Linked DNA regions of Homo sapiens: region 1 is linked to region 2. A link is a loop called in an ENCODE intact Hi-C map of the cell type or tissue named here. Cell type or tissue: MCF 10A. All regions are shown on one strand. Links, peaks and the distances in the headings refer to the core of each region. The heading gives the core; the rest is flanking DNA. Region 1 has its middle 16 kb from the start of LRRC52-AS1. Region 2 overlaps LMX1A (LIM homeobox transcription factor 1 alpha).

Evidence for each region. Peaks named below come from ENCODE experiments on the same cell type or tissue, not always from the same donor. Only the 100,000 strongest peaks of a DNase experiment are listed, where the experiment ranks them.
Region 1: a loop joins it to region 2, with 13 times the contacts of the local background. A loop is called at or near these places in 19 of 110 quality-filtered maps.

What each region holds. Positions count from the first base shown.
Region 1 is chr1:165,589,866-165,606,403 of GRCh38, reverse strand. It overlaps the pseudogene TRK-CTT13-1. Among named protein-coding and RNA genes, the nearest start is that of LRRC52-AS1, 16 kb to the right of the region's middle. RefSeq lists silencers at 3,869-4,029, 10,014-10,221. In MCF 10A, for the core only: no CTCF peak of the experiment used is centred there; a DNase peak (open chromatin) is centred at 8,113.
Region 2 is chr1:165,250,016-165,266,553 of GRCh38, reverse strand. The region is part of intron 3 of LMX1A (LIM homeobox transcription factor 1 alpha); the gene reads left to right. Among named protein-coding and RNA genes, the nearest start is that of LMX1A-AS1, 42 kb to the right of the region's middle. RefSeq lists an enhancer at 12,145-12,717. In MCF 10A, for the core only: a CTCF peak has its summit at 8,441 (motif pointing left); DNase peaks (open chromatin) are centred at 6,613 and 8,413.

The sequences.
Region 1 (16,538 bases), core at 5,061-13,060, 340 kb before region 2:
CTTCCTTCCTTTCTATTATAAGATGTTCCAGACTCATCTTGTACATTTCCTGCCCTAGATCTAGAATCAGCCATGATTTCTTTTAATGGAAAATAGATTTCAGATTCACAATATTGGCTCTAGAGATATTCATTGATACTAGGTTGATCATTATTTCTTGGCTTTTCAGTGGACAGAGCAAGGGAATTTTTAAAAGATAAAATACCTTACAAGTTAATATTGATACTTCTCTATTTCAAATTCAGCAACACAAGGTTTTAACTTAACTTCTTCTAATACTTTATCATTGTTCTTCCTTATTGATAATTGCCTTAACTTGCCATGATCAGTGGTCCTTTAGGGCTATAGATAGTTGGGTGAGGGTAGGACTGACTGATCCTGATGGAGCGAAGACACTGGAGGTACTCTTTGGGAAAAGCTCAGTTCCAATAGGGTAAGATATTATGGTTAGTAAGTTAGGCCTGAGCTTCTTCAAGTTATCACTGTACTAGAATTTAGACCATGTTAGTAAACTAAACCTAGGACAGGGTCAATAGTTGGGGTTCAAGAACAGGTATAGGGCTGCAACCAGTAAGCAACCAGTAACCAACAAGAACCAGGAAGGCACAGTCTGCCAGAGAGTCCAGGACAGTGGTTGGCAGAGGCTGAACAGGCAGAATGGAACATGGAAATCAATGAAATTCCCAAGGAGGCATAGCATCTTTAAACAACTTACCTAAAGAGTGAAGGTAGGGAGGGGTTTGGAGTCTTGCCAAGAAGTCATGGCTGCTGGTGGTGGTGGGCAGAGTTCAGGAACTTAAATCAAGACCTACTAGAGAAAACCAAATGGCTCACACAAATGTATGGTTGATCTAGGAGATGCTGGGGGTACCCACCCACATCTCAGCTGCAACCATTACCATGGATTACAATTTCCAGCTGTCAGCAGCTGCTATTCTTTGCCTGAGGGCACTCTCTGACTGCTGAAACCACTCTACCTGGGCATGCTGTAGATAGTGAATAACCTGAGGCTCCTCCACACCCCGCAGCTGCCTCCCAGATTGTATTTTCCAACCGGGTTTGGGTTCCTCTCTCTCCTTGTGCCACAGGCCCACGTATTTTCCAACCGGGTTTGGGTTCCTATCTCTCCTTGTGCCACAGGCCCACATGGACACTATATTCTAGTCAGTAGGATGTAGTTCCTCCAGCGGGTCATTCTGTTTCACATCTTTGTACCTTTGTACATGCTGTTCCCTCTGCTTCAATTCTCTTCTCCCATGCCAATCTTCTCCAACAATTCCTCTCATTCTTTAAAAATGTCTAAATGACCATCTCTTTGAAGCTTTCTTTCCTAGTTTCAGGGGTCTTTTTCTTATGTTCTTATAGCCCTAGGACATAATAAATATCCATTGAGTATTTGAATTAAGTATGGGCAACAGCAAGTAAGGATCCCAGGCACCAAAGCTCACACAGTTTCAATTCTGAGTGTCCTTCTGCCTCCATCAGCAAATTTCTTCCAGGAAGGATCCAATCTTAATAAGTTCCAAGCCAGCAAGTAGACACAGGGAAGCAGATACAATCTGGTTGGAGGCAATAGGAAAGGGCAGAAATATGAGACATGTCTTAATAACTCTCCCTATATTAGTTTTCTGGAATTACATAGCAAAGTACACCAGCTGGGTGGCTTAAACAACAGAAATTAATTTTCTCATAATTCTGGAGGCTGAAGTCTGAGATTAAGGTGTTGGCAGGGTTGGTTTCTTTGAAGACCGCTTTTTTTTTGGCTTGTAGATGGCCATTCTCTTCTGGTATCTTTACATGATCTACCTTTGGTATATCTGTGTCCTAATCTCTTCTCCTTAAAAGACACCAGTCATATTGGATTAGGGCCCATCCATATGACCTCATTTTACCTTAACTATCTTTTAAAGGCCCTCATTCCAAATACAATCACATTCTGAGGTTAGGACTTCAGCACATGAATTTTGTGGAGACACAATTCATTCCATAATACTCCCCCAATATAGAGAACCCATGTTCCTAACATTAAGTCCTGAAAAAACAACAGAGGTATCAATCCTGAGAGAGAGTTTCCAGGCTCTGGAGTCCTTAACTTGAGTCATGGGCTTTGTTTTTTAAACCTGTCTCTCTGTTTAAGGCCAGTACTAGAGGGCTAATAGGTTAAAGTCACAAAATGATTCTATTCCTTCATAGCTGTTATGATATCCCATAGCTAGTCTAGAGACCAAACTCCATCTAGGAAGTTCCTAGGACTGAGGGATGTTGTTGAGGTTGATTATTGGGAGATGAAGAAAATAACTGCAGTGAATTTCCAAAGATTATGCAGTGTCTCTTCCAGATTCGGAGTGACCAGGCACAGGCATCAGGGTTTGCAGAAAGAGCTGACTCAAGTAATCATTAACTTCTACCCAGAGCATCCTGGACACTGACATTTGCAGTGTCTCCGGGCTCTAAGAGGAGGTAATAGGGGCACTGGAAGGAAGCCACTCCTGAGGGAAGGATCACAGGGTAGTCTTTCTGCTGGGACCCTGTGCTTTGGGAAGTTGCTGAGCCCTTCCCACTCTAAACTAGCCATGTCTTTGGCTGAGGCCACTCCCTATTATTATTTTTTTAAAGACAGAGTCTCCCTCTGTCACCCAGGCTGAAGTGAAGTGGCGTGATCTCGGTTCACTGCAACCTCTGCCTCTTGGGTTCACGTGATTCTCATGCCTCAGCCTCCCAAGTAGCTGGGAATACAGGTGCATATCACCACACCCAGCTAATTTTTTGTATTTTTAATAGAGATAGGGTTTCATCATGTTGGCCAGGCTGGTCTCGAACTCCAGATCTCAAGTGATCAGCCCGCCTTGGCCTCCCACAGTTTTGGGATTACAGGCATGAGCCACCATGCCCAGCCCACTCCCTGTTTATATGTAGTCTTTGATTGAGGGACAGGAAACTGTTCTGCCTCTTCAAAAGGTCTGGAGAGGAAGGAGTTGTAGAGAATGCTCACAGAAGTGTAAAGCAATCCTATTTTAGTTCTTGATAGCCCCTGTTCCCCTAAAATCAGGAGATACTTTATTATTCACTTGCTGCCAGACTTCCATTAATTTATGAGAGTCATCATTGTAATAAGGTATAGAACATAGAATATTAACATTGGAAAAGACTTAAAGATCTAGTCCAGTCCCTCCTCCCCCTACTATTTTTGAGACAGGGTCTCACTCTGTTGCCCAGGCTGGAGTGCAATGGCATGATCTTGGCTCACTGCAGCCTGAACTTCCTGGGCTCAGGCAATCCTCCTGCTTCGGCCTCCCGAGTAGCTGGAACCATAGGCACAGGTGCATGTCACCACATCCAGCTAATTTTTTGATTTTTTTTTTTTGTAGAGTTGGGGTCTCACTTTCTTGCCCAGGCTGATCCCCAACTCCTAGGCTCAATCTATCCTCCAGCCTTGGCCTCCCAAAGCGCTGGAATTATAGGTGTGAGCCACAACACCTGGCCCAGTCCCCTTCATTTTGCATATGAGGGAAAAAGAGGAAACCAACATTTATTGAAGTAGATATTTTACATGTTACAAATCCTACAAGATGGATATTACCCTCATTTTATGGACAAAAGGATGCCACTCATAGAATTAATTAACTGGCCTAAACATACAAGCTATGTGCTAGGGGTGGGATTAAAATCCAGGTCAGTCTACTGACTCCTAGGCCACTTGTCTTTGGGTAATAATTCCTTAACAAACATCCAGTCAGGCACTGCTTTCTCAATTTTAATGCCCTAATCTATTTCCTCTATAGAAGATCATATCATCTAAAAAACTCAAACTGACTACTCAGGAAACTCTTGAAGATTACATAAAGTCAATCAACAGCCTTCTGTTACTCAGCCCTGTTGGACCCCAACGTGACTGGTGAAATGGCCAAACCAGTGGACTCTGCTGCATGCCTCACTTAGATTCCACTGAATGTGTGACTTGGAGATGCAGTGGAGGAGCTCACTTTTCTATTTTATTTATTTATTTAGTTTTTTTTTTTTGAGACAGAGTCTCACTCTGTTGCCCAGGCTGGAGTGCAGTGGTGTGATCTTGGCTCACTGCAACCTCCGCCTCCTGGGTTCAAGCGATTCTCCTGCCTCAGCCTCCCAAGTAGCTGGGATTATAGGTGCCTGCCACCATGCCTGGCTAATTTTTGTGTTTTTAGTAGAGGCGAAGTTTCACCATGTTGGCCAGGATGGTCTCAATCTCTTGACCTCGTGATCTGCTGGCCTCAGCCTCCCAAAGTGCTGGGATTACAGGCATGAGCCACCGTGCCCTGCCGAGCTCACTTTTCTGAAGGAGGAATTGCCGAGTACAGGACCAACAAGCAGGGTCACCTGCGAGTAAAGGGAATCCATGCTGAAACAATGAGAATTGAGACCTATTGAAAGAAAAGAGGAACTAGGGAAAGAGGACCACTGACTACGGAATGTGGGAGAAGAAAGGCACGAGGGTGTTTGCAAAGACAGCTTTTAAGGGTGCTAAGTTGTAAGAGGGCAGGGCAGCAGAGACAGAGCCCTTATGCAAAATGGAGTCACTTGGGAGGAAGGGAGTGCTCTGTGGCTGTTGTCCTATGCCACCTTGTGGCCACTTATCACTTCTCATCAAATGTTCCACCTTCTCTTATTCACTTTATATTTCTAATTACTCCTATATCCTGGAAAGTCAGCGTCACTTGAGTTTCACCCACAGCAATGCTTAATTTCAGTGGTGGATCTCAGGACACTGATTTCTTTGGACTCTCCTTGGTAGTGTGGAAGGAATTGATTGTGGAATACTGAAAGTTACGAGAGAAAGAGGTGGAAAGCAGTCAAGGTTCTCATATATTTCTTTTTCCACTGTGCTGCTAACATACTCATAGAGAAGCTATTGTAGAGAATTTCCACTATCAATGGATGACAATTCATACTGACCCTTGTATTAAAGTAGAAATGAAAATGGATTATGATGCTTTTACTGAATTCTAAGCAAAAGCTTGTTTGCTTAATTAATGTCCTGGACACCAAGTAGAGCCTATAACAATAAAAGAACAAGTAACTATGAGAAAGAATGCCCCACTGTCTTTGCTCAAAGAATGGTTGTATCAGAGACACTCCTGTGGTGGCAAGCTGCTGTGGGTTTGGGATTATGGCTCTAGAATAATAATAGTTAATACCTATTTAGCACTTCCAAATGCCAGATGCTATTCCAAGCACTTTATATAATCAACCTATTCAATTGTCACAACAACCCTGTGAAGTTGGTGCCATTAGTATCCCCCTTTTACGGACAAGGAAGCTGAGGTTGAGTAACTTGTCTAGGGTCACCACATAGTAATCACCACAGTGGAAATCAGAACCCAGGAGTTTGTGCCAGCAACCACTAGAGTGTTCTGTCTTCCTTATACCCATGTTCTATTTACAACATCGAGTTCACATACGTCTGAACTCTGGCCCTTCCTCTGTGTATCCTACTATTTCTAGAGTTGTCTGCCCTACAGTGTCACTTCTCCTGACTAGGAGCTTTTGAGAAAAGGCTTTCACTTCAGCTTTTTCCACTCATCTTTGTTCTCCTCTCACCGCCTCTTTTCCAAACACTCAAACTATACTGATTCAGCAATGAATAAGAATGTCCAGGATATTGTGATAGTTTAAAAAATGATGGAAGAGTAGGAGTTAGGGAAGGTGAACCCTATTTGAGCCTTTCCTCCCCAAGGTTTAGCATGCAGAGAGCCATTTAGATGGCTACAAGGTAACATCAGAGAACAACATACACCAATCTGCCAACATCGTGGGGAGTGATACTGAGCTCTTAAGGCCAGTGGATCTGAGGTCCAGACGTTAACAATCTTCCTTGTCCCCTTAAATGGCTTGAAAGCCTGAAATATAATTCACCTAAATTCTAGCAGCTAGAGTGACTTGAAACATCAGTAAGGTAGACCAGCTATATGAAAAGAGGAAAGGAAGAGTCAGGAAACAGCAGAAGCCAAAAAACTTTCTATTTGAGTTGTTAGAAAATTAAAGAGAGTCGGCCGGTCGCGGTGGCTCACGCCTGTAATCCCAGCACTTTGAGAGGCCGAGGCGGGCGGATCATGAGGTCTGGAGATCGAGACCATCCTGGCTAACACGGTGAAACCCCGTCTCTACTAAAAATACAAAAAGTTAGCCGGGCGTGGTGGCGGGCGCCTGTAGTCCCAGCTACTCGGGAGGGCGAGGCAGGAGAATGGCGTGAACCTGGGAGGCGGAGCTTGCAGTGAGCCGAGATTGCGCCACTGCATTCCAGCCTGGGCGACCAGCGAGACTCCGTCTCAAAAAAAAAAAAAAAAAAAGAAAAAGAAAATTAAAGAGAGTCAGCCTGCTGTTTCTAGTACCCCTTTCTCTGTTATACCATTTCAGAGCTCTACGGAGAACAAGACGCTAGACTCCTAATGAAGATAGATTCCAGCTAAGATTCAAAAATAAAACAAGAAAAACTCCCGAGGGACCTATGGGGAACTGACTGGGCAGAGCTGCTCAAAGATGTGAAAATTATAGTAACACTGGTTTTATAAGTCAGAGCCCAGATCATCAAAGCACAACGTAACATGGGTATATCTCCATAATGGAAAAGGAAGACCTTTCCTTTTATTAATAATGTTCCTGGAAAAGCAACTCTATATATAGGGAACTCAGAATTACAGCACCCTTTGTGTAGTCAGAAACAAGCTTGGAAGTGAAGTAAAAACAGTATAATAATGTGAGCAATGGGAAGCGACTTCAGCAGAATGGAGGCAAAGCCATTGTGAGAATAGGAGAGATTCAGCCAGGCACCTTCAAAAGAGAAGGGAAGGGGGTGACACAATGATTTGAAAAGTACAAAGATGTAATGTATGTAGGGCTTTAAAAATTAACATTGTTTTTCCTTTCAGAAAATAGACAAGGTCTGCACAGCTAAGAACAATTCCATGTTTTATGTGCATTTGATGAAAAAACAACTGAAGTAAATCTAAAATAATTCTGACGAAGAACTGACCACAGTCTATGACTCCTGAAGGTTTCTGAAGAATGTAGCATACATGCTCTGAGTGTTGATTGGATGCAGATTCTTTGCTGGTCATTCAGGCTTCCTTCTATCCTTTCTCTCCTGGGCCTATGAGTTAAATCAGCCATAAGACTGACAAACACGCAGCTTGGATTTTCAGGGACAGGACTAATTTAAACCAGCCACTTTCTCCACAAGTTCAATAGCTTTTTTTTCCATCTTGTATCCTGATAATGGACCAGAAAATACAGTCCTTTTATCCATGAAACAAAAGCTTGCAGAATTTTCATTTCCTTCTATTTTCACCTCCATTGGTTCAGCTGTTGTCTTTCTTCTTTCAAACTTTTCAATTATTTCTTTTTTCTTTCCTCTCTGTTATCTTTCATTATTCTCGTATTTTCCCCCTGAAACTCTAGTCCTTGCTAGGTCTCACTAGTGTGCAGAATGGGATTGGCAGAATACCAATCACCTCACCTCACCTTCCCTCCTCCCCTCTTCTCCTCTCCCTTGATTTCCCCTCCCCTCCCACTCCCTCCTTTCTTTCCTTCCTTCTGACGGTATTCTCTTCCCCAGAAGCAGCATTTTCTTCTTCCACTCAGAACCTTACTTCACCAACATGCCCACGCCTTCCCTGAACCTACAAAATTAGTGAGTTTCTCATGAGACCTGCTGCAACTGTCCCCACCCAGGGCTGTCATTACTATTATTGGGTTGTTTTGTTTTTCGATCTCAGGAGCAAACTCTGGAGTCGAGATCCAGTCACCTCCTTCAGCACACGACGGCAGGGTACCCGCAGGGTGTGATCTCAGACACGCAGGGGAGGGCTCCGTGGGCCCCTCGCATATCCCAGCACTCTCACTTCCTGGGATTTCTCTGAAACCATCCTTTTGGCCCCACAGGAACACTCGACTTAAAAGTCTCGGCTCCTCCCTTAACTGGAAAATTGAGCTTTAGTCACTAACATCCATTTCACACGCCAGGGGAAATACAGCCCCCTTCTCCGTCCTGTTTCTGCACCCTAACCCCGCCCTCCCAGGCAAGCTGACCACTCAGCTCGGGCGTGGCAGAGCCTGATTGGTGGATCACAGAAAGCGCGCTAGAGAGGGCGGAACTCATTGGGCAGACTCTCCGCGCTTGGGAAGTGCAGTCGCTCACGCAGGGACTTTGACTGCTGCTCTGGGCGGCCTGTTGCCACAGCAACCGTTGAAGCTCTGGGCTGCTGAGGTCGCCTGGCAGCGCGCTGAGCCCCACGCAGGTCCCGGGCGTGCCAGGGACACAAACCCCAGTTCCTTCAGAAAGCCTTCCAGATCGACGAGGAGAGATGGTATATCCCCGATGGCTCCGCCTCGGCTAGCCGGGGGAAGCCCTTTTATTCGTCATCCCCAAAGCATTCTTATTATTCACCCTTAAAGTAAAAATCCACTTGCTTTTGACCGGGGCACAAGAAATACTTTTATTTTATGAGTCAGTGTAATTGTTTAAAATAAGTAAGCTCTGAAAAGGTCGGCAATCAGCCTTTCTGTCACTTCCCTACTTTTGGCCTTTTATATGAAAAACAAAAACAAAAACAAAACAAAACAAAAACAAACAAAAAACCTTTCCTGATGTTTTTTTATATACTTGCTAGACATTTACATTTTGTTATTTGGGTGCTTACAGTGTGTTTCCGCCCACGTAGAGAGATTACACCACGAATCCCTTCCACCTTCTGAGGAAGTAGGTGCAGTTTACCTACTTTCCATTTTCAGATATGTTAAAAGAAGCAGAAAGAGTAAAGGAATATGTCGAAGTTACTCCCGGTGGGATTGGGGCTGGCCGTTGTAAGGGACATTCCCACCATCTCATTTCGAACCACCTTGGTTTACAGAGAAGAGACCTGGTTTTCTGTCAGAAGGTGGAGGGTACTGCTGGAGGAAGTGGGTAATAAGCAGACAAAAAGGGAAAGTGGGAGAATGTACCCGGCATTCTTGGGTATCCTCAGTGTAAAAATATTTTCCTTTCCCGAGTCGTTTTTATTTTATTTTTATGTATGCATGTATGTACACATTTTAGCAAATAGTCAAAAAGCATCTGGAACTAAGTAGATCAATAAGCTGGTTGGTGCCATTTTCTTTTCTTTTCTTTCTTTCTTTCTTTTTTTGAGACAAGGTCTCACTCTGTCACCCAGGCCGGAGTGCAGTGGCGCTCTCAGCTCACTGCAGCCTCCACCTCCTAGGCTCAAGTGATCCTCCCACCTCAGCCTCCCAAGTAGCTGGGACTACAGGCATGCGCCACCACACCTGGCTCATATTAGTATTTTTTTGTGGAGACGGGGTTTTGCCATGTTGGCCAGGCTGGTCTCGAATTCCTGAGTTCAAGTGATCTGCCCATCTCGGCCTCCCAAAATGCTGGGAAACACAGCGCCCAACGTAGGGCTCAAACCCATGACCCTGAGATTAAGAGTCTTATGCTCTACCAACTGATCTAGCTAGACACCCCGTTTTGGAATTTAAAAAGAAAAAGAAAAAAATATGACTGTTAAAGAATGTACTGGTTTTCTTATGTAACTTGGAAAGTGATTCCAAAGAGGAATTCCATGAACGTTCTGATCAGTGTGGCAGCGTCACTTGGAATTAGATATGTAGCTATAGGGAGTCCTTTGAAAGACAATGCTCATTTGGGTGTCTAAATTTCGATAATTAAAATTAGTCCATCTTTCCTTCTTTCTTTCTCTCTCTTTCTTCCATCTTTGTCTCATTTTCACACAAAGGATTTGGAGAAATGGCTTAATAGAGTCATTTCATTTAAAGCTACTTTGAAATATAAACAATAAACAAACATGAAGTGTATTACTATTATTTTAGGCATTGCCAAATTTATTACTGAAGTTCTTACTTCAGGTGAAACCCCATCTCTACCAAAAAATACAAAAATTAGCTGGGCGTGGTGGCACACGCCTGTTATCCCAGCTACCAGGGAGGCTGAGACATGAATCACTTGAATCCAGAAGGTGGAGGTTGCAGTGACCCGAGATTGTGCCTGCCACTGCACTCCAGCCTGGGCTACAGAGTGAGGCCCTGTCTCAAAAAAAAAAAAAAAAAAAAAAAATTCTTCTTAGTTATCACTGATTATATCCTGTGGTATTCAGATTAAAAGAGGCTATAGGTATGTCACTGAAAAAAATTATACATCTAAAAATAGAAAACATTGAACAAAATAATTTCCTGTTGACTTTGTAATTTGAGAAATATATTTTTTAAAAATTTTATTTCTGCAACCTTTTGTAGGGATTCCTAATACTCTCTTTAAATTTTTAGTGCCAATGTTGTTAATGAAATGTATAGCTTGAATTGCCAGAATTTGGGGGTTTTTGGGTCAAAAAGAGTCAAATATTTGCAGTTTCATATGATTCAACCTACTATGTGAGTAGGGAAATTTTTATTTAAAAATATTTTTGAGTTAATCCTTTTTTGATATGTGATTATCTAATGTATTGGTTTTATAAGTTAAGATTTTATACACTTACAGCAGGACCCACTTAGACTTTACCAGACTTTTCTGTTTTGCACATGTGTGGTATGATATCCTGACTAGAAATTCAGGAATTTAAGGGCAACCAGAAATCTTTCAGCACATGTCTTTCACAGCATTAACCACAATCTTCCCTGACAAGTTGGAGGTTACTGACTTTGAAACATAGCCAGCTGCTGGGAACTCAATGTGTATTCTTTCCATGACCCTTAGAAACTGGCTTGTTTCTTATTAATGATTTTTTTTGTTTTGTTTGAGGCATGTTATGGTCCATTTTTTTTTTTTAGTTAATTTCCAGATCTTCTGCCATTCTTCTGGTACAACTCATTTTCTTTGTGGTGGGTCTTAGCAAAAGATACCGTGTACAGAAAAGGGGCTTCTGGAAATTATCATGTTTCAGCAACAAAATTGTTTAAACATCTGACAATCATTTACAACCAAACATCTCTGGTCTCATCCATGGAAAATATCACACATAGCAGAGAAAATTGAAAAGAGCTGGCAGAAGATATCTGTTGAGTTTGTATTGTGCACTATTCAAGTGGGTTCCTAGGAAACCTCAGACCAGGGTTTTTTTTTTTTTTTAACTTCAATTTAACTTATTGGGTCTGTTCCCTTATGCTGAAAGTGGGGGATCAGAGTCTGGTTTTGAAGGCGAACTTGAGAAATTAATTAGTCCATTCTCCTCCTGTCTGGAAACTCGGCATCATGATTGACATAGACCCTGACTCCAAGGGGCAGATGGAGGCTCTTTGAAATTCTTGGACAGGCAGAATGTCTTCTGCCATCCCAGAATGTGCTCTGCCTGCCCAAGAACCCTGCTCATGAAGTCCAGTCTCAGGTACCACTGTGCTGAGGGCTCTGTAGAAGGAGCACCTCCATATGGTTTGGACCAATTGTTTGTCATCCTAGGGAGTAAGCCTGATCTTTTAATTCCTGGTTAGAAACTTTGACTGTATCTTGTCTTTAGGAGTCCATTGGCCTGTAGATTTCTCTAAGTCCATTTTTCCAGGATTGTTTTTGATAAGAAAAAGTTGTAAGGAACCCTGGTTAGCCTGAAAATAAGCCTTCGAGGTAAATAGGTTTAATCCTAGGATGTGACTAGCCTTTGGTTCACAATGACATTTCCATCTGCTTTAAAGACATTGAACTAGGTAGGGGTGAGAAGATTCTGCAGCGTCTTAGGAACATGCTTCTGAGGGGAATAGTAATAGCTCAACTTTCTCTAATATGAGAAATGTGAAGTTATTGTTGAGCCTGATAGAGCATATTCTTCTAGTATATAAATCACACTATTATTAATGTAATCTGCAGGATAAAAAACTTTGGGATAATTAGTGAACAAATCAGTCACTCATAAGGCATACAACCAGAGAAAATCAGGCTTCATTAGTTTGCTCACGATGAGAAGCTCCCGGTTAATAATTATAGTTGTCTTAATTGAACCTCAGATGGCAGTTTTCTGCCTATCAACTGAGCAGGAAACAGATTTTGGTTTCATGCCTGTGATCTTATACTAATTAATGTATGAAATGCGTTTCTTTACAAAAGCATGTTTGCATGTCTTTAAACCGGCGCTATCCAGTTGAAATACAGTGCCATCCAGACATGTAATTTAAAATTTTCTAGTAGTCCTGTTAAAAAATAAAACAGATGAAATTAATTTTAATGACATACTTTATTTAACTGGATATAGCCAAAATAGTGTCATGTCACTGTGTAATCAATATAAAAATAATTAATGGGATTTTAAAATTTTTATATGAAGTCCCAGAAATCCAGTGTGCATTTTACATGTACAGTGCATATCAATTTGGACTAGCCTAATTTCAAGTACCAATGGCCATATGTAGATAGTGGCTGTTGCTACTGTACTGTATCTATAGTTAGACAGAGGATTTTAGAGGGGAGAGAAAAATGGGGCAGGAAGGAGAAAGGAAAAAAAAGAGCCCCTACGGGTTAAAGAGAATCTGTGGCACCAAATCTCCCGGCATAGGCATCCCCTAAAGCTTTGGTTTCCTTTATTTAACACCCCAGCAGGAGATTGTAATCCGAACAATCTTATGTACTCAATATTTGCCTTAAAAAATTTGAAAAGTGAGAATAGGTGGTTTTGGTCTGTTAAAATGAGAATGGGCTTTTGTGACAGGGCAGACAGACCTGAGTTCAAACCAGCCCTGCTGGGTCTGAGCTGTGAGCTTATGCAAATCTGTACCTTTTTTTGGCTACACTCTAATAATAGGGACCCAATAATGGAGACGAAAATGCTAGTCTGGCAGGGTTTTAGTGGGGATTAAATTAGATTCCTTATGTGAATGTACCTTGTTGAGTCAGTGTGTGGTGTATGGGAGGTGCTCAGTCTCCTGGTGCTGTTATCTTCCTCTTACTCCATCTGTTTTTCTAATAAGGGCGCTTTTCTTAGCCTTTATTCCCTCTATTCCCTCTTTCAGGATTTGAACTGATTTCCTACTCCACATTCACAGAATTAAGGAAAAGTACTAGAGTACTTACTCCTTCACATTCATGACTCTACTTTCCTACTCTACATCCTCAGTTTCTGCCGCACCCCCTGCTCATAGGATTTAGTTGTGATTGTGTTAGGACTAGAAAAACCTTATTGTTGAAGCACCAGTAATGATGGTAATAACAATTCAGTGACTACCTATTCCAAATCCATATGAAATTTTCCATTAAGTCGCTCTAAATTTGTTAAGACCAGCCGTACTTCCATTTTTGGTCGATAGGTGGCAGCATTGTCTAAGTCACTGATCTCTGAGCTGCTGGTCTGTCAGCCAGTTTCCTTTTTGGTGCTACAATTGTAATTTTCTATGGTTCATTTTCTTAACCTGGAAAACTTTTTCTTTTCGTCAAAAAGTCTAGGGTAACTGGCTGGGCGAGGTGGCACGTGGCTTGTAGTTCCAGCTACTCAGGAGGCTGAGGCAGGAAGAATGCTTGAGCCCAGGGGTTCGAGACCAACCTGGGCAACGTAGTGAGACTCTGCCTCAATTAAAAGAAAAAAAGTCTAGGGCACCAGACTACCATGCCAAGGTGCCTATTAAGCCCCATTGGGGCTGGGTCCCTGGTAGGGGCCTAGGAGGGTGATGGCAGGAAAGAGCACTTTCCAGTAGGAGATCCCCAAGGGTCAACATGTGAGGAATGAGAGTGGAGAAGTGGACCCAGAAGGCTGGATGAAAGCTGGAACAGCTTCTATAGACAGAGACTGCTGATAGGCATCAAAGACTGGTCTTCTGGCAGGTTCACTGTAATAACTGGGAGCGGTTTTATTGCTCTCATCCCCCCTTATAAGATGTGTCATCTTTAAATTAGAAGAATACATTTGAAAAAAATATTCTGTGTTTTTAAATATTTTGTCACCTGGAGTTTCTATGCATCTTCTCTCCCCTCAGTACAATGAGAGTTGGTATTCTGAATGACAATCTTAGGGAATCGCATTATCCGACTATTTGAATTAAAGAGAGTCTAATTGTATTTGCAAACTTAAAGTTCTTACAGGCTTTCTTTTGCATTTCATCAGGTGAGTTCATTTGACTTATTTGGTGTGGATCAAGTGATTAACCAGAGAACATTTGGAGAATGCAGGAAAGATGCCATAGACAAAATAAAATGAAAGAAAGCTTTGGTTTCTTTGATTTAACACCCCAGCAGGACATTGTGATCAAATATCCCATTAGCTTTAAAATGCATGTATCTTAGAAAATAGGATAGAAACTATTAGTTATTATTCCAGAGGATGGACTAAACCAGAAAAACTTTTGAAGTCAAGCTACATGAATTCTATGACTGATCATGCTAACAAAAAAGAGAGCAGGAAACCACTAGGGTTATCTTGGTTTGTCTGTATTCAGTCATTTATTTATATATTAAAAAAAATTGGGCCGGACACCGTGGCTCATACTTGTAATCCCAGCACTTTGGGAGGCCGACGTGGGTGAATCACCTGAGGTCAGGAGTTTGAGACCAGCCTGGCTAACATGGAGAAACCCTATCTCTACTAAAATAATAATAATAATAATAATAATAATAATAATAATAATAATAATAATTGGCCAGGGGCAGTGGCTCACACCTGTAATCCCAGCACTTTGGGAGGCTGAGGCAGGATGATTGAGTCTAGGAGTTCAAGACCAGCCTGGGCAACACAGTGAGACCTTGTCTCTAGAAAATATAAAATTAGCTGGGCATGGTGGTGTGCACCTATAGTACTAAGTACTATGGAGGCTGAGGTGGGAGGACTGCTTGAGCCTGGAATGTCAAGGCTGCAGTGAGTTGAGATTGCGCCACTGCACTCCAGCCTGGGTGACAGAGAGAGACACTATCTCAAAAAACAGAAACAAACAAACAAAAAACCTAGCCACGCGGGGTGGCTCAAGCCTGTAATTCCAGTACTTTGGGAAGGAGGTGGGAGGATCACTCGAGCCCAAGAGGTCAAGGCTGCAGTGAGCTGTGATCACACCACTGCACCCTAGCCTGGGTGACAGAGCAAGAACATGTCTCAAAAAAAAAAAAAAAAAAAAAAAAAAGGCCGGGCGAGGTAGCTCACACCTGTAATCACAGCACTTTGGGAGGCTGAGGCAGGTGGATCACCTGAGGTTGAGAGTTCGAGACCAGCCTGGCCAACATGGAGAAACCCGTCTCTACTAAAAATACAAAAAAAATTAGCTGGGCCTGGTGGCGCATGCCTGTAATCTCAGTTACCCAGGAGGCTGAGGTGGGAGAATCGCTTGAACCTGGGAGGTGGAGGTTGTGGTGAACCAAGATTGTGCAGCTGTACTCCAGCCTGGGCAACAAGAGCGAAACTCCATCTCAAAAAAAAAAAAAAAAAATTAAGTACCTTCCATGTGCTATGTATTGTGATAGAGGGAGGGCAGAGGAAGGAGAGTTGAACAATGAATGAAGCACAGTCCTTACTTGTAAGTCCTTACAATTTATTGGAGAAGAGAGACAAGCAAATCAGTAATTCTAATGTGGTAAGTACCACCATAGGGAAATACAATTTGTTATAAGAAATAGAGAGAAAGCCACTTACCTGCCCACTGGTAGCCAAGAAAGCCTTCACAGGGAGGTGACACAAACTGTCTTAAAAGGCAATAGGAATTATCTGAATTGGGTATAGGAAGTTGGAAGAAGGCTATTCGAAAGAAATGTGCAAAGACCTTTATATTAGGTGGCTCAATATTTGTGAGGAACGGCAAGTACATTGATATGAAGCTGAACCACAGGGTGTGAGTGCATTGGGGAATGAGAGAGTGGTGGGAAATGAGTTTGGACAAAAAGCAGGAGTGAGATAATGATGAGGTTTTCATGCCATGTTTAGTAGTTTGGCATTGTATCTTATAGGATTTGATGACAGATGGATGTGGGGGTAAAGGAGTGGGACAATTGTGGGATGATTCCCAGGCTTCTAATTTGGATGATAGAATGAATGTTGGGAATACAGAGGGGCAGGGTTATGGGAGGTGAGAAAGACAATGAGTTTACTTCGGGACTTTGAGGGATCCTGCCCAGGTGACAACTGACTGTGTAGAACTGGCTATCAAGAGAGAGATCTAGATTTCCAGTTGCAGATTTTGTTCAATAATAATTACCATTTACTGAGGACTTACACTGTACCAGATTTCATATTAATCCTCATGTTAAATCCTCTTAACAACTCCATAATCACATTTTACAGATGAGAAAGATCAAGGTAGGTGACTTGTCCAAAGTTACATGGCCAGCCAGAAGTAGGGCTGGAATGTGAACCAAGGCTGATACTACTAGCATCTGCATCCTTAACCACTGCTTTCTGCAGGAGCCATCCACATGGAAGTGGTAACTGCAGCAACAGGTATAGATGAGACTTCAGGGACAGGATGTGCAATGAGAATAGCAAATGACTGAGGCTGCAGTTCTGGAGAATACAACCATTTGTGGGACAAGTAGGAGAAGAAGAGCTCATACAGACGGAAAGAATTGCCACAGAGGGAAGAGGAAAATGAGGAATGGATAC
Region 2 (16,538 bases), core at 4,843-12,842:
CTTCTTTGCAAAATGCCCTCCCCTGGTTTCCAGAGGAAAAGTTGAACTCCTCCCTGTGATTTACAAGGCCTCTCTGACCTATCTAGCCTTTCCCTTGTAAATTCTCTAATCTCAGCTCTTACCTCTCTTTCTTTTGCCCCATCTTTGCCCCAGCCACACTGGACTCTACTATTTGTCCAAAGTGCTGGTCCTACTTCTACCTCAGGGCTTCTGCTCCTGCTATTTTCTCTGCCTAGAATGTTCTTCCCACAGATATTGGTAAGGCTCATTCCTTATCAGCTCCTTCAGATGTTTGCTCTAACGTCAGTTATCCAGGGAAAATTGTAACTCCTCCAGACCTGGCACTTCTCATCCTCCTTTACTCCTTCATTTTCATCCATTGCACTCATCTGACATTTAGTTGGTACCAATTTGTTTTCTATCAAATGTAAACTCCAAGGTCAAGGATTTTCCCCTAGTGTGTTTACTGTTATATTCCTAGAACCTGCAGTAGTACCTCAATATTAGCAGCTAGAATCATAGGCACCCAATAAATATTTGTTGTATATATGAATAAAACCCCTCCCTTAAATAACCAATCATTTAGGTTCCCTGATTACCTTTTTCACTATTTACTAATTATAAGGATCCTTGTGTGTCTTTGCGGGAGGTGCTATGAAAGTCATATTTCTCCCAGTTGTGCCTATAAATTAGTTGGTCATGAACTTTAAGTTGTTTTCTCGTTGGTGAAGCTGTGTTGTGGGTTTTGTCTACCCCTTTTCCTCTGCCCATCTCATGCAGTTTGGGAAAGAAATATTTTTCTTCATGGAGTTAAGGTACTGACCTGTTCTTGGAGGAATTCAGCCCATGACTGAAGTCTAAATAGCACTACATTTCAATGACAATAGCAATGACTAGGTTCTCTTCCAGGGTAGCTCTCATTGGTACAGTGCAATGGAGGTTGATGCCAGTGTGTATGGCTCCCTGTTCACAGTGGAAAGACGTGCAGGGCTCAGGGAGGCACTCGCTTTTGAGTGCCAGAGAAGTCTCTTCTTCCTGGATGTCTGGGGCAGTATCTACAAGCCTTTTGAAAGGGAACTCCACAAGAGCTCCTCTGCCTCTTCCTTTGCCAAAAGGCAAAAGTCTCCCTGCCCTTGTGCCTGGCTCTAGGTAATCTGCCAGTCACTGAATGATAGAGGCAGGTGTTTCTCTTGGAACCAGCAAGAGAAGCCTCTGGCCTTATCTTTTGACTTGGAAGAACAGGTCTGCAACTTCCTATTTTTGCAATTGTAACTTGGAACCTGAAGGTCCAAGCAGGGAAGGGGTGGACCCCTGGGGCTCCTTTTCCATTTTTTCTTTTTTTTTTTTTTTGAGACAGAGTCGCTCACTGTCGCCCAGGCTGGAGTGCAATGGCACGATCTCGGCTCACTGCAAGCTCCACCTCCTGGGTTCCCGCCATTCTCCTGCCTCAGCCTCCTGAGTAGCCGGAACTACAGGTGCCCGCCACCATGCCCGGCTAATTTTTTTGCATTTTTAGTAGAGACAGGGTTTCACCGTATTAGCCAGGATGGTCTTGATCTCCTGGCCTCGTGATCTGCCTGCCTCGGCCTCCCAAAGTGCTGGGATTACAGGTGTGAGCCACCGCGCCCGGCCTTCCTTTTTTATTTCGAGGCAGGGTATTGTTCTGTCTCCCAAGCTGGAGTAGAGTGGCTTAAACATGGCTCACTGCAGCCTCGACCTCCTGGGCTCAAGTAATCCTCCCCTAATTTTTAAATTTTTTTATTGAGACGGGGTCTCCCCAAGTTGCCCAGGCTGGTCTCAAACTCTTGGGCTAAAGCGTTCCTCCTGCTTCTGCCTCCTAAAGTGCTGGGATTATAGGCATGAGCCACCGCACTAGGCCTCCTTTTCCTATATCAACATTCCCTTTAGTTTCACCTTATAAGATCTGAGAGTGCACTGCCGCAGCAAAATGCAGACATCCCTCAAAGGTCGTGCTGTCTTGAAGACTTCTTCTGGTTGAGGACACCCTAACTTGTCATTATTTATTTCCATGGTTGGGAGGGGCTGTTATAAAAAATTCCTCCCCAAACTTCTGGCTGTAGCATGCTGTGTGGATTTCTAGTCTAAGGCAGCATGTATGTGTGTGTGTGTGTGCGAGCATATGCATGCTTTATGCATGTCTGTACACATAACTAGTCACTGTGATTTTAAACCAAGAATCCTGTTTCACAGGGATTTTTGTGGTTCTTTAGCTACTCATGTCTGTCCCTCTTCTTTAATCCTCTGAATGGAGCTGGGTATGGGGAGCAGAGCCATATGAAAGGCATCCAAGATGAAAATTATATTGCAGACTTGCACATGAGTTTTGTGGTTGGGGTGCTGGTGGGGGCTGTGTGCAGGCTTCCACCATTCCTCCTGTTTTTTTTTATTTTTACCCAGTCCCTCCTTGCTTGTTTCAGCGTAAGTCACAAAGTTAATTGATGCTCTCCTGGGTTAGACTCATCCTGGATTGTTGATCTCATTCTGGATTTTCTTTCAAGTATTGGAAGGGAAACTCTTGCCTTTCCTTTCTAGGTAAAATATTTCAATATAATTGATAACCTTCTTCATTCAGCACTACCATATCAGGAGCTTGTGTTGATAATGGTGGTAGTATTACCTTGTAGTCACACAGAGCTTTTAATTTGCAAAATACCATCCTACCATTTGATGAGGACAACCCCAAAGCTAAGTTAGGCAGTGATATAATGGCAGACTTGATTTAAATCCTGGCACCCCCAAATACTAGCTGTGTAAAATTGAGCAAATTACTTAAACCTTCATAAGTCTTTGTTTTCTTGTCTGGAAAATGGGAATGAAATAGATTGCTAAATCACAGATGAGGGGCATGATCTGATTTAGGTAGTAGGATAACCCTGAGTGTTGTGCTCAAGATCAGCATAGCAGGTGACAAGAGGAAGCAAGTGGTCCATTGAGGAAGTTGTGGAGGTAACCCAGGGAAGATATGGTGGAGGCAGGACTATAGTGGGAGCTGTGAGATAATGCAAAATGACTGTCCTGGCTATTCTTTGAAGGTGGAGCAGAAATTGCTTGTTGGCAGATTGGATATGAGATGCGGAGGATAAAGAAGTCAAAAGTGAGTCCATGATGTTTGTCTTGAGCAACAGGTAAGATATAGGTGCCATCCATCAATGGAAATGGAGAGGTTGTGGTTGGAGCAGATTGGAGCCAGAGTGAGGTGGGTGGGAAAAGATCAGGAATTTTATTTTGGTTTTGTTAAGTTTGAGACTGTGATTAGAAATCCAAGTGAAGATGTTGAGTAGGTAGTTGGGTATACAAGTTAGATTCAAAAGAGCAAGCTGGGGTGGAGATAGAAATGTCAAAATCATTTAGCAAATGTATGATATTTAAAGTAATGGGACTGGATAAGATCCCTAAGGGGAGCGAGCATAGATAAAGAAGAGAACTAAACATTTCATGGTCAGGGAGATGAGGAGAAATTGGTAAGGAAGAACAAAGCAGGAGTGACCAGGTGGGAGGAAAATCAGGAGTGAGCAGTCCTGGAAGCCAAATGATTGATGATGTCCAAGCCTGCTGATGGGCTTAGTACAATGAGGACTAAACACTGTGGAGGTCATTAGTGACCTTCACACGACAATTTTGTTAGAAAAGGTGGGATAAGTACCTGATTGGATTGGTCTAAAAAGAAAGGAACTGGAGATAGTAAATAGAAGTAATTAAAATTTTTTTTTTTCTACAAAGGCCATCAGATAAATGAAAAGGTAGCTGGTAGAGGAAATGGAATCAAGAGAGGAGTATTTTTTTTTCCAAAATGGGAGAAACAAGAAAAATATTGTAAAACATATTTGCAAAGAGGGAGAATATATGATATAGTTTTTGAGTAAGCATGAAGTGACAAAGTTTAGCACCTAAGTGGAAGAGTTAGCCCTTGATAGGAGTGTAGGACATTCAAGAAATCAAGTGGGAAGGGGTATCCCTTTGGCAAGTCAATATGAAGAGACTTGAGCAGGATTGCATTTGGCATCATATAATTCTGTCTTGACTAATTTTAATAGAGAGCTTTAATTTTTCTCACGAAGAGGGAGTCCAGAAGTAGGAAGTCCAAGGAAGGTGTAACTGCTCAAGAAAGTTTTCAAGAATTCAGGCTTCTTTCTTCTTTTTCTGCATTCTTAACAGGTAGCTTTCATTCTCTTAGTTCCAAGATAGCTGTTTTATCTCTAAGTATTGCATTTTAATTCCAGGCAGAAAAAAAGAGAAAAGGTAAAGAGCAAAATGTATGCACCAGCTGAGATTGTCTCATTTTATTAAGAAAACAGTAGCTTTTCTAGCGCTTTCCTCACCAATAGAATCCATGTACTACCTCACATGGCTACCCCTAGCTGCAAGGGAGGCTGGTGAGAGTTTCACTTGGGAACATAATCACCTATATTTTGGTTATAGAAGGTAGAGCATAAATGATGATTGTGTCTTCCAGTTTAAAAAAATTATAATTTTTTATTTTTAAAAAAGTATGGTAAAATACACCTAACATGAAATTTATCATCTCAACCATTATTAAGTGTACAGTTCAGTGGCATTAAGTACATTCATACTGTTGTGCTACTATCACCACTGTCTATCCACATAAGTCTTTTTATCTTGCAAACTAAAACTCTATGCTCATTAAATAGTACCTCTTCATTTTCTTTTCCTGGAAGCAACTGTTCTACTTTCATCTCACTGAATTTGACTACTCTAGGAACTTCCTAAGTACCATCATACTGTATTTGTCTTTTGTGACTGTCTTATTTCACTTATCATAATGTCCTCATTATGTTGTAGTGTATGTTAGAATTTTCTTCCTTTTTAAGGCTGAATAATATTCCATTGTAGGCATATACCACATTTTGTTTATCTGTTCCTCTGTCAGTGACACCTGAGCTGCTTTCACCTCTTGGCTACTGTGCATAATGCTGCTATGAACTTGGGCATACAAACCTCTCCTTGAGTCCTTGTTTTCAATCATTTTGGCTATATATGCAGAAGTAGATTGCTAGATCACATGGTAATTCTATTTTTAATTTTTTTGAGGAAACTCCGTACCGCATTCCACAGCATTGCACCATTTTACATTCCCACTAACAATGCACAAGAGTTCCAATTTCTCTACATCCAACACCTGTTATTTTCTTATCTCTTTGAAAGTAGCCATTGTAAGGGGTATGGTGACTTCCAGTTTTTAGTGGATGGAAGGAGAGTTGAAATGGAAGGATGGGGAGAGAGTTGAAGAATAAAAAGTGTTAAAAAATTGAAGGATATAAATATTTTTAAAAATCAAGAAACAAGAACGGTGTCACTTCCACCGGATCAGACTTTATTGAAACTTCTATGGGGTTCTCGAGACATCTGAAGTCTAACATGAAAGGAAGGCAACATAGTTCTGTGATAAAGAGGCTGCTTTGGGGATTCAGGACCCTGAGCTTCTGTGCACAGGCTCCATTACTGCTGGATTTTGGAGTGTGTATAATGTGCCACATTCTGCTGTTATGCCAGTTTTGCCCTCTGTATAATGAATGTAATTGAATAAGATCACAGAATTTGACCCCCTTCTCAATTATTTCAGAGCTAAGATGTTTACACAAGATTGCATGTGCTTTGAGATCCTTGAACTAAAGGCATTCTGGAATTAAATAATCCAGAGATATTTTCCACCCGTCAGTTAGAAAGGGAAAACCCCATAGCAGCTCCCTGTGGTTTTTATGCCACAGGGAGATTTTTACTCAGATTGTCAGTGGATGCTTTTCTTTTCTTGTTTGCCTCCCCTACAAGACTGGGTGACCCTTGAGAACAGGAGTCATGTTTAAGGAGGAGGATGATCATCATAGCTGTCAGTGTTTTGAGCATTGTTATATGCTAGGCAGTGCACCAGATGATTTAGGAATGTAATCATTGGTTTTCAGAATAAATTTAGTTCCTAATATAGTGCTGCTGGAAACAGTTGATTCTAGGAGCTCTTCAGCTGTGACACTATGGCTTTAAAAAAAGTTTCTTTTTGGACATATAGCACAATGGTAATAATAAGTGAAAAGTGATGTTGACCAAAGCAAACAGGATTTATGGAGAGTTTGGTGTGGCTTGCTGAGATCCCAGAATCTTCCCCATCAAAATACCATCAATAATACCCTTGTCCTTCCTGTTATCACACACACATGCACACACACACAGACACACACACACACACCAGGAAATATACATTCTTTGCAAGAGTATACATTGTATTGGCCACGTGCCATCCAGCCAAGCCAAAAATTGTGGAACAATAGGAATCTGTGCCCAGAATATCAGCTAAAAATACCTCATTTCTTCTGCTCTGTTGTTTTCTGGGTATGTTTAAGAGTGTCCCAGGAGGCTAATGAGGATGAAGCGAAAGGAAAACTGACATTTTCAAAGGAAACCAAACCTTAACTCCCTAAAAGGAAAACGGATATTTTCCATATGTCTGTTTTATGTTTCTTGCCATTTGTGCATATCTGTGTGGCAATATGGAAAGTCTATAAGTTGTGCCACCTTGGCTTGAGTTATTGAAATCCACACTTTCACCACAGTCTTTTGCTCTAGGGCTTGACTCATAGATACTTTTCAGGTTTCAACAAAGAAGAGGGGGAGGAAAAGAAAGCTTCCAAGTAGGAGAGACTCACTGTCCCACACACAGTGCACTCATTCAGCTTGTCTGACATTGTCTACTCATTTAGTTGTTCAGAACACTGCTTAAGAGCCTGGAGGAGTACCTTTTCATCTCTCATTGGGCCATGGTATAATCTCTTTAGTTTCTTGATCATTGACTAAGTCTCAGGCTCTGTCTGATCCTCTCAGCAATCATAGCTTTCTTTGTGGTCTGAGGTAGATTATTGCCCCTTTATCGGCCTTGGTTTCTTTCCATTTGTAATATGAGGAGAGAGGTTGACTGCTCTCTTGGTGGACAGGAGGTCAGATAGCCAGGGAAGCAAGGCAAGGATAGGGATGTCTCAATACGTGTCCACACAATAGTCAGCAGCCTCTGTAAGAAGCAGTCATATGAGAACCAAAATGATGTGGGGAAATGGTCTGTTTTAAATATTTGCAAGGTAATGTCAGCATTAACCAAATAGCAACTGTTGGCTCTGGTTGGCTAAACATGGAGCTGACAACTTCCTGAACATATGCTGGGTGTTAGGCAATGAATTTGTGTGTGGGTCAACACTCGTGGCCAGTGTCAATATTGACCTTGGGTTAGGGTAGACCATAGCCATAGCTGCCTGAATGAGATGTACCCTCAGTTTCCTCTCAAGTGTTTGGCCTTTCACAGTTGTTTGTTGGTGTCTTCTCCAGTAACATATGAAAGGCTGGTTGAAGTTTGATTTGATTTGTTATAATAATGAGGGACAGAACCTTGAGATACATATAAAGTTCTATTTTTGGCTCAGTTGGCTGTCTTGAAATAAATTATCTTATATAAATATTTACATGGGCAGATATGGTAAACTGATTTTAATAAAGGGAGTTAATGGCTACTACTTATTGAGAGCAGCTAGTATGTGTCAGATACTTAAAATACACTACTTACTTAATCTCCAAAATATCTCATAAGGTTGTTATGATCTCATTTTTAGAGATAAAGAAGCCGAGGCTCCAAGAGAGTTTGTAACTTGCTCAAGTTCTTAAAGATAGAACCAAGGTTTGAATACAGGTTTAATCAGATGTCAAAAGCTGTCCTCTTCCCACAGTGTCTTGCTGATTCTGGAATGGACACCTTGCGAGAACAAGAAAAGCACTTAGTTAGTCTACCATTTCAAGGTAGAAACCACCCATCGCCAGCAACATTTGTGATAGATGAAAAACCATGTGCATTACCCTGCCTTTCTTGGTGAGGCCAGTGCCTTGCGGAGCCTCTGGGACGTGCAGACATCATACTTAGCAGTTCTCACTCCCACTCGTTCATCCCATTGTATGGTCCTCCTTATAGCTCCCCAGGAGCTGCAGGCAGACAGAGACCCTGATTGGCTCTGCCAGCCACTTATTGTTTCCCATTTTCTCACCACTGCAGAGTCTTGAGACTGTCTCCTATAGAAGATCCTGCCACTCTATTGTCCATGCAGACTTTCCCACCACCCCAGGACCATGTGCTCAGTTGCTTATTGTGGTGTTGTTGGCTCAGCCTCAAGGACAGAGACCTTGAGCCAGCTGACAAGGTTGCTTGTGTCACTACTTCTAAGGCCACAAGCCATGCTTTTGGTTCCCAATACTTTTGAATACCCTTCTCTCACCATCTCTCCTTCAGTTTAGCCACATGGTCTCCCAGACTCCCAGCAGCAGATTTTCCGGCAGACAGTTTTGGCTTATGGCCAATCCCTGTCTCTGCCTGGATGACCTCAGTTACCAAGTCAACATGGCACTGAATGAATGCTGCTATGCTGCCCCCTGGTGGAGAGGTGGAAACTGAATGATACACAGATTCCTGCCTTGTTAAAGAGCTGCCCCAAACCCTCTGTTACTTTCTAAACCGGAGGGTTCATATATCTCATCAAAACTCATATCGGTGGTGCCTGGAGAAAGACAGCTGAACTGTAGTAGACTACTGTCCAAAGCTACAGATGGCTGTGATTTCTTATTTTGGTGGGGGCAAACACAGTACACTACAGTTGGCTCAAACTGGCATCAGGGTTTTTCATGGGTTTGCCTTGTCCTCCATCCTTCTGCTTTTTTGTCTATGTTGTGGAGGCTTTGAGAAGCTCTTTTTAAGGTCTGCAGGACTTTGGGATGAGGTTGATGAAGATCTTAGCCTCTCTCTGGGTGGACTTCCTCAGGTCTTCCTGGGTCCAACCCTGTCCCCATTGGCTACATTTCTGCCTATATCTTGAAAAGAATGACCTGACTTGCCAGGCTCCCAAGGGAATGGGGTTCCAGCAAGATTTGTCTTGTTTCCCAATCTCTTTGGAGTCACAGTAGACTCTTGGCTGGTGGTGTTGGGTCAGAGTGTCCCCACACACTATTTGTTCCTAACCCACATCCATAGAGGGTAGGCCTCTTTCAGAAATCCCTTTGGGTATTTTGGGGTCCATGAGCTGAGTAGCCTCAAGGGATCAACTTTTTTTTTTAACTCCTGCCTTTCACCTACCTACATGTCTGCAGTGGAGTCTCAAGACCTTCTACAAAACCATGGGCCTGTTTCGTGACCCCCTCATGAGCTGAGGCTGCCATCTTAACTGCTTGATCTTTCTACATGTTTCTCCTATGAAGACAGTGCTAGAGAGCATGTGAGAGAGAAATACAAAACAGGACCCATGAGTTCGCCATCCCAGAGTGGTTCTCTCCTACGGAGAGAACTGAAATATGGTCAGATTCTCTTTGAGTTCATAAAATAGTTCTATTTACCCCATCCCACAAATTTAGTTAGATAATGGGTAAAAAGAATATCACACTTTCTAGCACTGAGTGGGTACTCAATAAAGATTAATTCTCTTTTTCCTGTCCTCCACAAGCCCCCTTCCTTTGCAGAAATATGATTTTTGGAGCTGAAATATGTTCTAACAATGAAGACACTGATGTTCAGAACAGTAGGGTGATTTTCCTAAGGTTACACAACAGGCACTGAAATCCAGGAGTCCCTAGGGTGTCTCGGTGTGTTGTCATCTTGCTACCGTAATGCCTGCAGTACAGGGGTGTGCTGTTGCATCCCGAAATTCAGTGCTTCTTTGTTGATTGTCATAGACTTGTCCACTAGTAGTTTCTCAGGCATCAAACCTTCATATGTGCTTTTGAAACATTCTTGTCTCCTTGGTTACAGAGGAGGCTTCTCAACTCCTGTAATAAAAGCTTGAAATATAAAAATGGGAGTAAGAAATTATCCAGCCTAGTGGGTTTCCAACCTGCCTTAGGAGCAAAATGTTGTCTTCCAATGATACTCTTCTATTAATAGAATAGATATCATGTCTTTTGGCTTTAGCTGTTTTATATTTATATATATTTGAATGATATGGTTCTGGAAAAGATTTTGTTTAAGAATTACCATAGCAAGGCAGTGTCATGGTAAAACACTATCTGGAGACCTGAATTTAGGTGTGAATGGAGTGGGTTTCTCTGGTTGAAAGTGTGTGGAGACCTAGGAAACAGAGTCATCCTTCCTCCTCAGCCTCTAAGTTCTTGACAACTCTGATCTAGGACAGAACTTTTCCATTGAGAAATGGATGATAAGATAACCAAGATTCAGGGAAAGGTGGTGGCTTTTCTGAGGTCCCTTGGAAAAGGCAGCACTTTTGAGCCCAGATTTCTCATGCCAAGTCCCGTGTTCTTTCCCCAACACCTCACCTAGGGCAGGATGGCTGAGTTTGGTTACAAGAAATACTGCTTCGATCCGATTTGGTGGAGAGAGGGAGAGACGCCCACGGCTTGGTGTAAGGAGCATGTTCTGCCTGCACCACGAGCAGTGTGTCTCCTTGGTTCATCTTCTGGGTCAGCACTATGCTCTGGAGATGCAGTCATGCCCATGTCAAAGTCATGCCCACGCTCATGCTGCGGAGGAAGTGTTCTCTTAGAATGGAACTCACAACATTCTTTTTTTTTTTTGAGACGGAGTTTCGCTCTTGTTGCCAGGCTGGAGTGCAATGGTGTGATCTCGGCTCACTGCAACCTCTGCCTCCCGCGTTCAAGCGATTCTCCTGCCTCAGCCTCCTGAGTAGCTGAGATTACAGACATGCACCACTATGCCTGGCTAATTTTGTATTTTTAGTAGAGACAGGGTTTCACCATGTTGGCCAGGCTGGTCTCGACCTCCCGACCTCAGGTGATCCGCCCACCTCGGCCTCCCAAAGTGCTGGGATTACAGGCGTGAGCCACTGAACCTGACCAGAACTCATAAAATTCTTAAGCAACAAGAACGATGTTTGAGGCAAGAAAGAAAAATCTGCAAAGGTCAAATGATAAAGGCCCAAAAAATTGCACTACACCTTATAGGTCACAAAGTACTCCATGTACATTTAATCCTCATTAGTCCAGAGATGAAGGCATCATTATTACCTTTTACATCAAAGCAAACGGAGGCAGCAAGTGATGAAGTGGTGTTCTCCCAGTCATGCTGCCTGGATGTGGCAGAACCTGAGAACCCAGGCTCTCTCACCAAAACTGAAAGTTATGCATCTTATAGCTTGCAGCTGTGCAAGAAGAGATGTAAGCAAGGCATTGAATAGCATTTCAGCCAACCTCTATTTTCCTGCTTGGCAGAGTGAGTGGAAAAGAGAGAGTGAGAGGAGGTGCAGGGAGAAAGAAGAAAAGAAGATGAAGTGTGAGACAAAAGATTCTGTGACCTTTAGCCTAAGCTAAGCGCATAGGTCTCTTCTTTGTGCTATTCCCAGCTATTTCTCTCTGCATATCCCAAACACATCCTACTGAGGTCATTTATTTAGAGTCTGCTGCCTTCCAGAGAATGTGAACTCCCTAAGGAGAGGGACAGCCTTATTTATCACGGCATCCCCAGAGCCTTCCCCACAGAGAGTGATCAATAGAGGAACAGCACTGAGTGCTTAGTCTCTGCAACTAGTACTGCCATGGATGCTTTTCCAGGAGGTAGATACTATTATTCCCATTTTACAGGTGAGGGAATTAAATGCAAAGAGGAGATAAGGAATCATTTGCAGAGCTTTCAGGGGTAGGAGAATTTATGACATCAAGGAAAGTTGGGTGGTGTTATGTATGCCTTGATGAGCTGGACATCTCTGGAAGCCTTTTCCAGCTTGCCAGGGCACAGCCAGGCTGCCAGGCTCTGAACCCTCAGCGATGTCTCATTAGCATTCAGTGGGGGAAGTAACCATGGGGGATGCCATCCAGAGCATTAGGAAGAGACAGGCTGTGTTTTAATTATGACCTGGACTTTTGAACAAACCCTTTTCTCTGCTTGTCTGAGCCTTAGAGAAAACAACTTGTGGGAGGTGTACAGTCAGCAGCTGGGTCCACAGCGGTAGCCGTACAGCTGTGTATACATCTGGCACACAGGTGGTGGACCACATGCACCTTTTCTCCTTGAATTACTCTGGGGTTAGTGAAGATAACAGGAGTCAAGGTAGTAAGACGAAGTTGATCTGGTTTGAACCCAGAAAGGGAGGGAAAAACAGAAGGAGAGAAGAAAAAAACAGGACTGCCCCACTCTTCCTGGTCTGTAATCCCCAGTGACCATGACCATTTCAGGATTTGAGCCCAGACAACTCCCGCCACTTCCTCTAGCGACTCCTGAGTCAACATGGTGGGCTTTCTTTGTTGAACTCACTCCAACCCTCCCTTCTCCAACTTGGGGGAAATTTTTGGAGTGGGGGATGAAATTAAGAAAGCAAGAAAAAGAGGAGGAGATTAGCAGGGTGGAAGTTAGACAAGCACAGATGCTACCACCTGCTGTTGCAGCTTCTCAAGTGCTTGTTGACTCCCTGGGAGCATTTGCCTTGAGTCTGTTTAACAGTTAATTCCAGGGGAAGGGGAGGAGAAGGAGAGCTTGGGGACAAAGGGCCTTTGACCAGCTCCTGGAAAAGCATTGATTAGTTTGCTCAGGTTGGCAAACAGCAACCGGGGACTTGGGGCCCAGGGATGAACTGGGTGGATTTTCTGCCCAATGACAGCATCCAGCATAGGGGAGAGGGAGTCAAGGCAAATAGTCAAAGGACTGATGTGCCAGAGGTTTAGACATAGAGAGAAAAACCACACTGGGCGAGAGGACAGGGGAAGGGCAGCTGGAACCTGGAGTTCCAGGCTCTATCATACCTGTTAGTGATAAACGAGCCATTCCAACCCCTTGGACTATCCCCCAATTTCACTTCCTTTCTGAAGCTGAGAGGCAGAGGAGAAGCATATCGAGATAGGTTATTCTGAGGTGCTTCTGATGGCCAAGGGCAAGGAGGACTGGTGTGGTGCTTCCAGGCAGCTGTTGAAAGTAACACAGCACAAGCACTTCCAATCCTGCAGCCTGGCCTCTGTTCCAGGAGGCTGTTTCCTGAGAGGTGGCTTCATCATCTTTTCCAAGCCTTGCCTTCCTTCACTCAAAGAATTAGAATGGCCCTCTTTTTTTGTGTCAACCTGTGAGTAATGCCTCCCTGGGAACTTCTCCTTAGCTTCCCCTTCATTCCACCCTCAAAACTCTTGTCTTCTTCCAGGAAGCTTCCAAGATAAACACACAGTGCACATGTATTGACTTAGAATCATAAACCCGCACAATTTAGAGTTGGGAGGTGATTAAATATTATAATTATATATACTATAGCTTTATGCCATTCTATTTTATATTCATGGGACATTGCTTTGTATTGTTCTTTTATCCTGTTTCCTAAAGGTAAATCCCTAAATGTAGATATGATTTATCTATTCGTTTATGTGTTTGTTTACTCTCTCCCACTAGCATGCGAGCTACATGAGGTCAAGGATTTGTCTGTCTTGTATCCTCTTGTGCCTACAACAATTTCTACCACATAACAGACACTCAGTATATACTTGTTTATGTACATGAATGCTGTTGGGATGGTGGTTTCTTTTCCTGCCCTCCCTATAAAGACACAGAGTTTGGTATATTTCAGGGTGCATAGTGGATGCTTCTGAATAAATGAAAGAATGAATGAAAAGAATAAATGATTGTATGAGTGCATGAATGAGATTTTGAGTGAATGGATTGGCAACCCTTAGGCCATCATGGTAGTTGGCCTGTGTATAGGAAAATGCTCTTCAGTTGTTCATGTTTTCTTAGCTACTGCCAGGGTGGGGCTCATTAGCAGAGCAAGGTGGCCTCATCTCCCTGGATAGGCTCTGAGTCAGCTCATATCTAGCTTTATAAAGAGGAGAGTGGTGTGGAGTTTTATCTGCTCTCTCTGGCCATTCTGTGCCCCCTTGACTTTCTCTCCTGTACGCTATCTGACCTTTCCGTATCTACTGACTTCTCTGTCATGTGGGTATGAAAAGAGTGTTTTTGAAAGTATTTTTGCCTCTATTTTGCTGCTACTTTAAAAAGAAAAAAACCTCTTTATTTTGGAAATAGTAAAATGAATGCTATAGTGAATGAATCCCAGAGATATTCTTAGGGTATATTGTCTCTGTGCTTATGCCAAAGTTGTGACAAATGCAATTATGGTATCATCAAGCAATTTTAAAAAGAAAAAAGAAACAGAGGGATCTGCTTTAAATTTTAGTTTTTTCATAGGTTGCCCTGAACTATGATTTCTCTGGAGTGACAAGGAAGAGAAGAGAGACATCTTTATTGGATATCTATTATGTGTCAGCTCCTATGCTAGACTGTTTATATATATTATGTTATTTCAGAAAGAGGGTGAACAAATTAGATCCATGAGTCAAATAATATCAACTTTTAGTGAGTACCCACCATGTGTGAGAGTATATAAATATTCCATAGGCCTTGTTCTTGAAATAGGAGCTGTTGACAAGATAAGTTATAAACTTGGGAAAAGTAAAATAATAAGGCAAGAGTAAGATAATATTTTGAGCCAGCAATTGCAAACTCTGATGGTAGAATTTTTGTTGCTGGAGGAGACTGGCCTAACATCTTAACAACAGACAGAAAAAAGGAAATATGAAGGGGCGGGCTAAACAACCTGCCCAAGATTTTGCATGGTTATCTGTAGAGCTGGCAGCAGAGCCCAGGCCTCCAGTGCCCACCACTTTTCATATTGTAGTTTTGAGACATCTCCGGATAACTGTGGAATGACCCACAGAGATAGTTCCTGGTATCATCATTCAAAGGAGGGGCAGTCACTTCAGGCTAGGGGGCACAGATCAGGGCAGGATTCAAGGAGAAGATGGAAGCTGCTGTGTCCTGAAGGGTGGTTTGGGTTCAGATATATTAAACAGGAAAGGAAGGCTTTCTAGAATGGGGAAATGGCATAAACAGGCCCAGAGGTAGGAAATGAGTAATTTTGTATACTGGAGTCTTGGCATTATCATTACCTGCCAGCTCTGACCACCAGGACCCTGGGAGCCATGCCCCATGCTTTCCTATCTTCCAGCTGTAGGCTCTGCCCCCTTCTTTCTGTCTTACCTCTGCTGTATGAGTCCTGACCCTGATAATTTCTCAGCTGCTCACTCATCTCGCTACCTCCATTTCCATTCCACTTTTCATACAGCCAAGAGTTCCTTTTCCAGAACTTGGATATTACCGTGTTAAAAAACCATTCAAGCCTGGAGCAGTGGCTCATGCCTATAATCCTAGCACTTTGGGAGGCCGAGGTGGGAGGATCACTTGAGGTCAGGAGTTCAAGACCAGCCTAACCAACATGGTGAAACCTCATCTCTACTAAAAATACAAAAATTAGCTGGGCATGGTGACATGCACCTTTAATCCCAGCTACTCAGAAGGCTGAGGCAGGAGAATCGCTTGAACCCAAGAGGCAGACATTGCAGTGAGCCGAGATCACGCCACTGCACTCCAGCTTGGGCGACAAAGTGAGACTCTGTCTCAGAAAAAAAAAAAAAAAGCCATTCAATACTCCCAATTGCTTGCCAGATGATGTCCAGCTCCTTAGTGTGTGATTGGGTCATGACTTAACCTCACCTGTCACCTTTCTGGAGGTACCTGCCTCTAACTTGGTGGAGTGCACCTTACAACCTGAGCATCCATGCCTGTTCGTGGCTCCAGGCCTTCACACAGGCTGTTCCCTCCCCTGGGACTGTCCCTCCTCCCACCCCTTTGTGCCTGCCAGCCTGGCTTCCTTACTGTCTTTTGTTTGACTTATATGTATTGAATACATACTAAATGCACCCCCTGCTCACTCCCTGCAGGTTAGTTGTTTTCCCCTCTGTACTCCCACAGCCCTCTACTTTAATTATTTGGATATGTCTGTTTCTTCCATTAGCCTGAACTCAATTCTGAGAGGGATTTTCCTTTATTCATCTTCATATCACTAGCACTTACTGCTTTTGGCTTGGCATATATAATAGATAGTCTAACTGTTGTGTTGAAAATAAATGAAAGAAGAGTTAAGTCTTGAGAGATAGGCTGAATCTATTGAATATCAGGCTGGGAAGTTGGGATGCAGTTTCTCAAAAACTAGACTACACATTTAAGCTCTTACACACCTCAAGAGCTTATTAAGAATTCACAATCTGGGGCACATCCTTTTATATGCTGATAAGAGTGGGCCTGGACATTTTTGTTATTGTTGATTTAAATAATTTAAATAATAAGCTCCCCCAGGGATTCTGAACAGCCTGCCTGGCGCCAGTCTGTAGACCAACCTTTGAAAGCACTGTGTCATGAACCACAGCAAATACATTCTGGGCATTAACTCAGATACTCCTCTTTTTTTTTAATTTTTAATTTTATTTTAAGTTCTGGGGTACATGTGCAGGATGTGCAGGTTTGTTACCTAGGTAAACGTGTGCCATGATGGTTTGCTGCACTTACCAGCCCATCACCTAGGTATTAAGCCCAGTATGCATTAGCTATTTTTCCTAATGCTCTCCCTTCCCCCACCCCACCCCCTGACAGGCCCCAGAGTGTGTTGTTCCCCTCCCTGTGTCCATGTGTCATTGTTCAGCTCCCA